2 separate regions of the Homo sapiens genome follow, and region 1 is linked to region 2. Evidence: read pairs that join two places in POLR2A ChIA-PET (ENCODE). Cell type or tissue: B cell. All regions are shown on one strand. Each heading gives the region's core, and the rest is flanking DNA. Links, peaks and the distances in the headings are about the cores only.

Evidence for each region. ChIA-PET counts read pairs that join two places held together with the same protein. Peaks named below come from ENCODE experiments on the same cell type or tissue, not always from the same donor. Only the 100,000 strongest peaks of a DNase experiment are listed, where the experiment ranks them.
Region 1: POLR2A ChIA-PET joins it to region 2 with 7 read pairs; 9 of 35 experiments call an interaction of 5 or more read pairs at or near these places.

What each region holds. Positions count from the first base shown.
Region 1 is chr17:63,964,653-63,969,021 of GRCh38, reverse strand. It overlaps SCN4A (sodium voltage-gated channel alpha subunit 4), which reads left to right. Exons shown (of 24, transcript NM_000334.4): 6 at 667-999; 7 at 2,478-2,541; 8 at 2,779-2,920; 9 at 4,345-4,369. LOC105371858 (a long non-coding RNA gene) reads right to left here. Exons shown (of 4, transcript XR_934910.3): 4 at 2,449-2,517. Among named protein-coding and RNA genes, the nearest start is that of SCN4A, 6.1 kb to the left of the region's middle. RefSeq lists an enhancer at 221-721 and a silencer at 1,533-1,731. In B cell, for the core only: no CTCF peak of the experiment used is centred there; no DNase peak of the experiment used is centred there.
Region 2 is chr17:63,910,197-63,914,553 of GRCh38, reverse strand. It overlaps CSHL1 (chorionic somatomammotropin hormone like 1), which reads left to right and starts at 3,296. Exons shown (of 5, transcript NM_022579.3): 1 at 3,296-3,367; 2 at 3,630-3,809; 3 at 4,019-4,134; 4 at 4,228-4,357. The coding sequence starts at 3,358. LOC112268204 (a long non-coding RNA gene) reads right to left here and starts at 2,634. Exons shown (of 3, transcript XR_002958148.2): 1 at 2,295-2,634. In B cell, for the core only: CTCF peaks have their summits at 2,531 and 2,735 (motif pointing left); DNase peaks (open chromatin) are centred at 2,372 and 2,733; H3K27me3 peaks cover 467 bases.

The DNA of each region.
Region 1 (4,369 bases), core at 370-4,369, 54 kb before region 2:
AAAGTACCAAAAAAATGAGCTGGGTGTGGTGGCATGCACCTGTAATCCCAGCTACTTGGGAGGCTGAGGCAGGAGAATCACTTGAACCCAGGAGGCAGAGGTTGCAGTGAGCCAAGATCACGCCACTGCATTCCAGCCTGGGTGACAGAATGAGACTCTCTCTAAATAAATACATAAATACAAATAAAGTTTTTGTTTATTTCTGCAGGACTTTTCAAAGCCTTTGATAGGATCAACTACATAATGACTCTCCAAGAGCAGAATCTAGAACGCAGCTTTTCCCAAACATTATCAACGCCCCCTTTTTAAGGGCACAGCATGGGAGATTAGCGTTCTGTTGAACACACTTTGACAGCGCTAACTTAGTGACATGTATTAAGCTCTGCTGTATGCCTTTGTTTGCTCTATAGGTCAGGCAACAGCCCATCAGGTCTTTATAGTTCATTCTCCTAGTGGCTGAGCGTCTGTGGCCATTTGAGGGCTCCAGATTGAGGATGTGAACAGAGAAGGGTGGAGTTAATTTCAGAAGGCTTCGGGGAAGTAGTGGTGCTCAGTAAGTCAAGCCTTGAAGATGGAGTAGGAAAAAGCTTGGCGGTGGGGGCCGCGGGGGCTCTGTTATCACCCTGCCCTGCCCCCTGCCAATATCCTTGCCCTCTCTGCGGTCAGGGCTGAAGACGATCGTGGGGGCCCTGATCCAGTCGGTGAAAAAGCTGTCGGATGTGATGATCCTCACTGTCTTCTGCCTGAGCGTCTTTGCGCTGGTAGGACTGCAGCTCTTCATGGGAAACCTGAGGCAGAAGTGTGTGCGCTGGCCCCCGCCGTTCAACGACACCAACACCACGTGGTACAGCAATGACACGTGGTACGGCAATGACACATGGTATGGCAATGAGATGTGGTACGGCAATGACTCATGGTATGCCAACGACACGTGGAACAGCCATGCAAGCTGGGCCACCAACGATACCTTTGATTGGGACGCCTACATCAGTGATGAAGGTAAGAATGGGGAGGGTGACGGGCAAGGGGGATCCTGTCCCAGTCCCTAGGGTAGCCTCTGACTCCACATTTTCTTTTTTTTTTTTTTTGAGATGGAGTCTCACTCTTGTCACCCAGGCTGGAGTGCAAAGGTGCCATCTCAGCTCACTACAACCTCCGCCTCCCGGCTTCAAGCGATTCTCCTGCCTCAGCCTCCCGAGTAGCTAGGATTACAGGCATGTGCCACCAGGCCCAATTAATTTTTGTATTTTTAGTAAAGATAGGGTTACATCATGTTGGCCAGGCTGGTCTCGAACTCCTGACCTCATGTGATCTTCCCACCTCGGCCTCCTAAAGTGCTGGGATTACAGGCGTGAGCCACCGCTCCCCGCCCTGTCTCCACTTCTTATGAGACAAATAGTATGGCGAGGACCTGAGCTTAAAGCTAGCACTTGGCAGCCTGTGTCACCTCTGACTAGTCACTTGATCTCCCCAGCCCTCCGAATCCTCACCTATAAAATCAAGATAACAATACCTTCCTCAAAGGGTTACTGCAGCAACAAATGGCAAACTGTTTTAAAAACCCTAAAGTGCCAGGCACGGTGGCTCACGCCTGTAATCCCAGCACTTTGGGAGGGCGAGGCAGGCAGATCACCTGAGGTCAGGAGTTCCAGACCAGCCTGACCAACGTGGTGAAACCCCGTCTCTACCAAAAATACAAAAATTAGCCGGGCGTGGTGACGCATGCCTGTAATCCCAGCTACTCCAGAGGCTGAGGCAGGAGAATCGCTTGAACCTGGCAGACAGAGGTTGCAGTGAACCGAGATCATGCCATTACACTCTAGCCTGGGCAACAAGAGTGAAACTCAGTCTAAAAAAAAAAAAATCCTAAAGCTCTCACTATGCAAAGCAAGAGTCTATAGTTCCTACTCCCTAACCTGTGCACCCCCTGTCCTCCTTCATCACACCACATTTTCACATGCTCACATCCTGGCAGGGTCACCATCACCCACCCACACACCCACATCCTATTCACATATGCATCTTCACAGGCACACATGCCAGAAACACACACATTCTCACACAGCCACTGTTAGTCTACATAGCGCCTTCTTGCAAATTAGGAAAAGGTAACCCTTCTCACCCTGGCACCTGGATTCCAGCCCCCACTCACCCTTCACTCAGGGGCCCTACATAGGTACACAATAACCCCATGCACACACGTACACGTTCCGTCTCTGTGCCACTGCTGCGTCATGACTTTTCGTCCACACTGGGCACTGGGCTGACAGGGCTCAAGCTGAGCTCCCTGCCGAGTCCCTACCCAGAGACCTTGGAACTTGGAGCTGTCCTTAAAGGACGGGGAAGAGGCAGCCAGGGAACATCCGTTTGGTTTATGTGGTACGCGCAGACCTGTCCACAGGTGTGCAATGGGCGCAGGTGCTCACACTGTGTCCATGTGGGTGACTTGCCTCCTTTGTGGCCTCTGACTCCCAAAGGGAACTTCTACTTCCTGGAGGGCTCCAACGATGCCCTGCTCTGTGGGAACAGCAGTGATGCTGGGTGAGTGATGCTAAGGGATGCAGAAAAGGCACCCCAGGGGTCTTGGAAGGTGGGAGCTGATTAGAGATGAGGACCTGGGGGGCATGGGAGTGCAGGGAAACCTGTGGGCATGGATGGAATACTTTTCTGTTTGGGGGACACAGGCAGAACTGACGGAATTTTTCCCTTGGGGTCCCTATCTGCCCCCAGCTGGAGTGCTCCTCCCACCCTAAACCCAGCCCCCTGTCCTATTCCTAGGCACTGCCCTGAGGGTTATGAGTGCATCAAGACCGGGCGGAACCCCAACTATGGCTACACCAGCTATGACACCTTCAGCTGGGCCTTCTTGGCTCTCTTCCGCCTCATGACACAGGACTATTGGGAGAACCTCTTCCAGCTGGTACAGCTGCCCCCACCCTGCCCCCCAACCCTACAGCCACTCCCCCTCCATCCCTGCAGCCTCTTCAGGGCCTGATGGGGCCTACCACAGGATGGCCAACCCCCGAACTGGGCCATCTCCTCATGGACTCCCGCAGTGCCCTTATAGGAGCTTGTGCTCTCTGAAACTAGACACCTGCCCCGAGCCAAGCCACAGCTTTAATTCTTTCCACACCTTTGCTTTCAGAGCCAAGGTCTGGACCTAGCATAGGCACAAGCCCAGGACCCCCTAGGCCTCATGATAGCCAGTAGGGCAGCTTAGAAATCCAATGCTGCCTGCCGGGCGCGGTGGCTCACGCCTGAAATCCCAGCACTTTGGGAGGCAGAGGTGGGCGGATCACGAGGTCAGGAGTTCGAGACCAGCCTGGCCAACATAGTGAAACCCCATCTCTACTAAAAATACAAAAATTAGCCGGGTATGGTGGCACGGGCCTATATTCCCAGCTACTCAGGAGGCTGAGGAGGGAGAATTGCTTGAACCCGGGAGGCGGAGGTGGCAGTGAGCCGAGACCACGCCATTGCACTCCAGCCTGGGCGACAGAGCGAGACTCCGTCTGAAAAAAAAGAAAGACAGAAATTCGATGTTGCCCATACTTTATTTGCCTTCTACTGTTTGCAGGGAAGGCAGGCTGAGCCTGGAGTGACAGTGCCTTCTGATGCCATGTGATGTTTCTAACATTGATGGTGTTGATAACAATAACAAAAATAATAACAGCTACTGGCTGGGTGCAGTGGCTCATGCCTATAATCCTAGCACTATGGGAGGCCGAGGCAGGCAGATCACTTGAGGTCAGAAGTTTGAGACCAGCCTGGCCAGCATGGCGAAACCCATCTCTACAAAAAATACAAAAATTAGCCAGGTTTGGTGGCAAACACCTGTAATCCCAGCTACTCAGGAGACTGAGGAAGGAGAATCACTTCAACCTGGGAGGTGGAGGTTGCAGTGAGCCGAGATCACACCGCTGCACTCCAGCCTGGGCAACAGAGTGAGACTACGTCTAAAAATAAATAAATAAATTGATTAAATAATAATAATAGCTACTATTTGTTGAGTTCTTACTAGGTGCCAGGCACTGTGGCAAAGCTAGAATTCAAGCTGACCCCAAACCCATGTTCACCAATTTTCTATCCTGGCTCTCTGATAACAGGATGCCTGGCTTCGGTCCTCCTCTGAGCCAGGAGACCAGAAACGTTTGAGTCCCAAGTAGATATTTTGAAGTTCCCCAGAACATGGCTCAGCATGCCAATGACGGCCATCAGTCCCCCAGGCTCTGTGAGGGAGGGGCTCTGCTTACCCATGCGGGCAATGGATGTATGGAAAGGGGCACTGGGTCAAAGGAGGTGGACGTCATGGGACCCCTCCACTCCCTCTCCCTCCACTCCCAGACCCTTCGAGCAGCTGGCAAGACCT
Region 2 (4,357 bases), core at 358-4,357:
CCCAACAGTGGGCAACTTCCCAGTACTGTTAGGAGAATCCCAAGTCTAATGCAAAGTTGATTTTTTACCAGCAATGAATGATAGACATGGTCTCCATTGCTCAAGGCTCTGGGAAGATCTAGACTAGAGAAAACGATCATCGACTTCTACCCACACCTGAGGGCCTCAGTTCTTCCCTCTGGTCCATGGCTGCCATGGTAACCCCTTATAAAGGTGTTTCCCCAGGGGTCCCTAGAGTCCTCTGAGTCACCATAATTCTGGGGTCAACAGAAGTGGAGAGGTGAGAGGAGACACTCCCCTGCCCTGGCTGGTCCCACGTGTTCCTGGCAGTAACCTGTCTGGGGAGCCTCGCCACCCCTGTGCCCACCTGCGGAGTTATGCAGTGGTCCCCAACTAGGGCCCCTGCCACCCTCATTCCTAAAGGAGGCTGGAGACTTCTTCCATGGCCGAAAATCCACATCTAAGTCCCCAGCACTGGCTAAAAGGCCCTGTCATGGGGGCTCCCTGTCCCAGCTGACATTGGAGGAAGGATGGTGGGGGAGGCAGGGACCTTCTTCTACTTGGAGCTCAGGGACCCTCTTCCATTCGCACCTGGCTCCTCCTCTTTGCTGGTGCTGGAAGGAGCAGGGGAAAGTGGTGACTCCACCCTCCCTTGGCCCCATATTTTTCGGAGCTGGTATCATCGATGACACCCCTCTTGGATCCTCACACAGGCCTGCCTGGAGAACAGCTCACAGCACAGTGCCCTCCCAGCAGGTGATGAGTCTGGGGTGCTGGTCCGGTAATGCTTCAGGAGTGACGGCAGAAAAAGGAGCTCTGTCTTCCCCTCTGAAAGTAGGGAGATGGCAGGGCCCCAGCATTCACATCCTAGGCCACAGGGGTGTGGGTGTTCAATGTTGGTTGCCAACACCACAGCCAATCACTTCTAGAAGCATTTGCTTGTTTGCTTGCTTGTGTTTCTACAGTGTCAAGTGCTACATGCTCTTAAACTCAGGGTGGGGGAAGATTTCACCACTGGAGAGGGTGGTCTTTCCTGCTCTTATCCCTGGGGGCATCTGATGCTTGTGACTTCCAGATGGTATGGAAATAGCCCCAACCCTGGGCACCAGGAGACAGGAGGCTCAGTCCTGGCCTTCTCCGCCTCAGCCTTGTCCTGCTGTGAGGTTTCCACAAGGCACCCCATGCCACTGGGCCATTCTCACCTGGGAATTGAGAAAGAACAATCTGCCCCTTATGGAAAGACAAAATGAGGCAAAGGGCCCCTGTGTTGGGGGCAGGATCCCTGCACTCAGAGGGATTTAGAAGCTGAAATAACTGGGTTGGGGGCGGTGACTCACGCCAGTAATCTAAGTACTTAGAGAGGCCAGGGAGGGTGGATCCCCTAAAGTCAAGAGTTCGAGACCAGCCTGGCCAACATAGTGAAACCCCGTCTCTACTAAAAAAGTACAAAATTTAGCCTGGCGTGGTGGCGGGCGACTGTAATCCCAGCTACTAAACAGGGTGAGGCAGGAGAATCACTTGAACCCAGGAGGTGGAGGTTGCTGTGAGGCAACATCATGCCACTGCACTCCAGCCTGGGTGACAGAATGAGACTCCAACTGAAAAAAAAGAAAGAAAGAGAGAGAGAGAGACAAAGAGGAAGGAAAGAAAGAAAGAAAGAAAGAGAAAGAAAGAAAGAAAGAAAAGGAAAGGAGGAAGGAAAGAAAAAGAAAAAGAAAGAAAGAGAAAGAAAGAAAGAAAGAAAGAAAGAAAGAAAGAAAGAAAGAAAGAAAGAAAGAAAGAAAGAAAGAAAGAAAGAAACTAAAATAACTAAATAACTGAGTAACACCACACTACCTGTTCTGGAGAAAGGACTTTTTTCTTGTTGTTGTGGTTGTTGAAATGGAGTCACACTCTGTCGCCCAGGCTGGAGTGCAGTGGCGCGATCTTGGCTCACAGCAACCTCTGCCTCCTGGATTCAAGTGATTCTACCACCTCACCCTCCGGAGTAACTGGGATTACAGGCTTGCGCCACCACACACAGCTACTTTTGTATTTCTAGAGAGTTGGTGTTTTGCCATGTTGGCTAGTCTGGCCTTGAACTCCTGACCTCAAGTGATCCACCCACCTCAGCCTCCCAAAGTGCTGGGATTACAGGCATGAGCCACCGTGCCCGGCCTGGAGAAAGGACTTTAAATGACACAAAGTGGGAAGAGCAAGGCTGTGGAGATCTGCTGCCCTGGCTGAGGTAGCTCATGCAATCAGTCTCTCTGAGCCTCAGTCTCCTGATATGTGAAATGGGATGATAATCATACCTCCTACACAAGACAAGTGGCAGGTCAGACGTGAGAATGCACAGGCAGGCCCTTCGCAACTGGATAGGCTCTATACAGGTGTGGAAAGGAGGAGGAGAAAAAAGAGGACGGGCTTCCATGGATGGATAGGGCATCTTTCGGCGTGATGTGTTTTGAGTTCCAAAGCTGGGGAAGAGATTCAAATCTTCAAGAGCTCTTCCAACTTTGAGATTCTCTGATGGTTTCAGGGCTATGGGAGGAAGCGCTTGTGGTCCGTGTCTGTTCCCGGGATTTCGGTTTCTTGGTTTGTGTCTCTGCTGCAGGTCCAGGGAGCTGGGGCAATACCTTGAGAGTCTGAGTTCTTCGTCCCCAGTGACCTGGGGGAGCCCCCCACCCAACCCCCTCCCTCCGCCCCGCCCCAAGGCTCAGGGAAAGGGGAGATCAAAGTGTGGGGTTGGTTCCCTCTAGTGGTCAGTGTTAGCACTGCATCCAGCTGACTCAGGTGGGCCCAGGAGTCGTCAGCAGAAGTGGAATTCAGGACTGAATCATGCTCACAACCCCCACAATCTATTGGCTGTGCTTGGCCCCTTTTCCCAACACACACATTCTGTCTGGTGGGTGGAGGTTAAACATGCGGGGAGGAGGAAAGGAATAGGATAGAGAGTGGGATGTGGTCGATAGGGGTCTCAAGGACTGGCTATCCTGACATCCTTCTCCGCATTCAGGTTGGCCACCATGGCCTGCTGCCAGAGGGCACCCACCTGAACCTTAAAGAGAGGACAAGTTGGGTGGTGTCTGTGGTTGACACTCTGTGCACAACCCTCACAACGCTGGTGACGGTGGGAAGGGAAAGATGACAAGCCAGGGGACATGATGCCAGCATGTGTGGGAGGAGCTTCCAAATTATCCATTAGCACAAGCCCGTCAGTGGCCCCATGCATAAATGTGCACAGAAACAGGTGGGGGCAACAGCGAGAGAGAAGGGGCCAGGGTATAAAAAGGGCCCACAAGAGACCAGCTCCAGCATCCCAAGGCCCGACTCCCCGCACCACTCAGGGTCCTGTGGACAGCTCACCTAGCGGCAATGGCTGCAGGTAAGCGCCCCTAAAATCCCTTTGGGCACAACGTGTCCTGAGGGGAGAGGCGGCGCCCTGCAGATGGGACGGGGGCACTAACCTCAGGTTTGGGGCTTCTGAATGTGAATATCGCCATCTAAGGCCAGATATTTGGCCAATCTCTGAATGTTCCTGGTCCCTGGAGGGATGGAGAGAGAGAAAAAGAAAACAGCTCCTGGAACAGGGAGAGTGCTGGCCTCTTGCTCTGCGGCTCCCTTCTTGCCCTCCGGTTTCTCCCCAGGCTCCCGGACGTCCCTGCTCCTGGCTTTTGCCCTGCTCTGCCTGCCCTGGCTTCAAGAGGCTGGTGCCGTCCAAACCGTTCCCTTATCCAGGCTTTTTAAAGAGGCTATGCTCCAAGCCCATCGCGCACACCAGCTGGCCATTGACACCTACCAGGAGTTTATAAGCTCTTGGGGAATGGGTGCGGGTCAGGGGTGGCAAGAAGGGGTGACTTTCCCCCACTGGGGAAGTAATGGGAGGAGACTAAGGAGCTCAGGGTTGTTTTCTGAAGCGAAAATGCAGGCAGATGAGCATAGGCTGAGCCAGGTTCCCAGAAGAGTAACAGTGGGAGCTGGTCTCCAGCATAGAAAGCAGTGGTCCTTCTTGGTGGGGGGTCCTTCCCCTAGGAAGAAGCCTATATCACAAAGGAACAGAAGTATTCATTCCTGCATGACTCCCAGACCTCCTTCTGCTTCTCAGACTCTATTCCGACATCCTCCAACATGGAGGAAACGCAGCAGAAATCCGTGAGTGGATGCTGTCTCCCCTAGGCGGGGATGGGGGAGACCTGTGGTCAGAGCCCCCGGGCAGCACAGCCACTGCCGGTCCTTCCCCTGCAGAACTTAGAGCTGCTCCACATCTCCCTGCTGCTCATCGAGTCGCGGCTGGAGCCCGTGCGGTTCCTCAGGAGTACCTTCACCAACAACCTGGTGTATGACACCTCGGACAGCGATGACTATCACCTCCTAA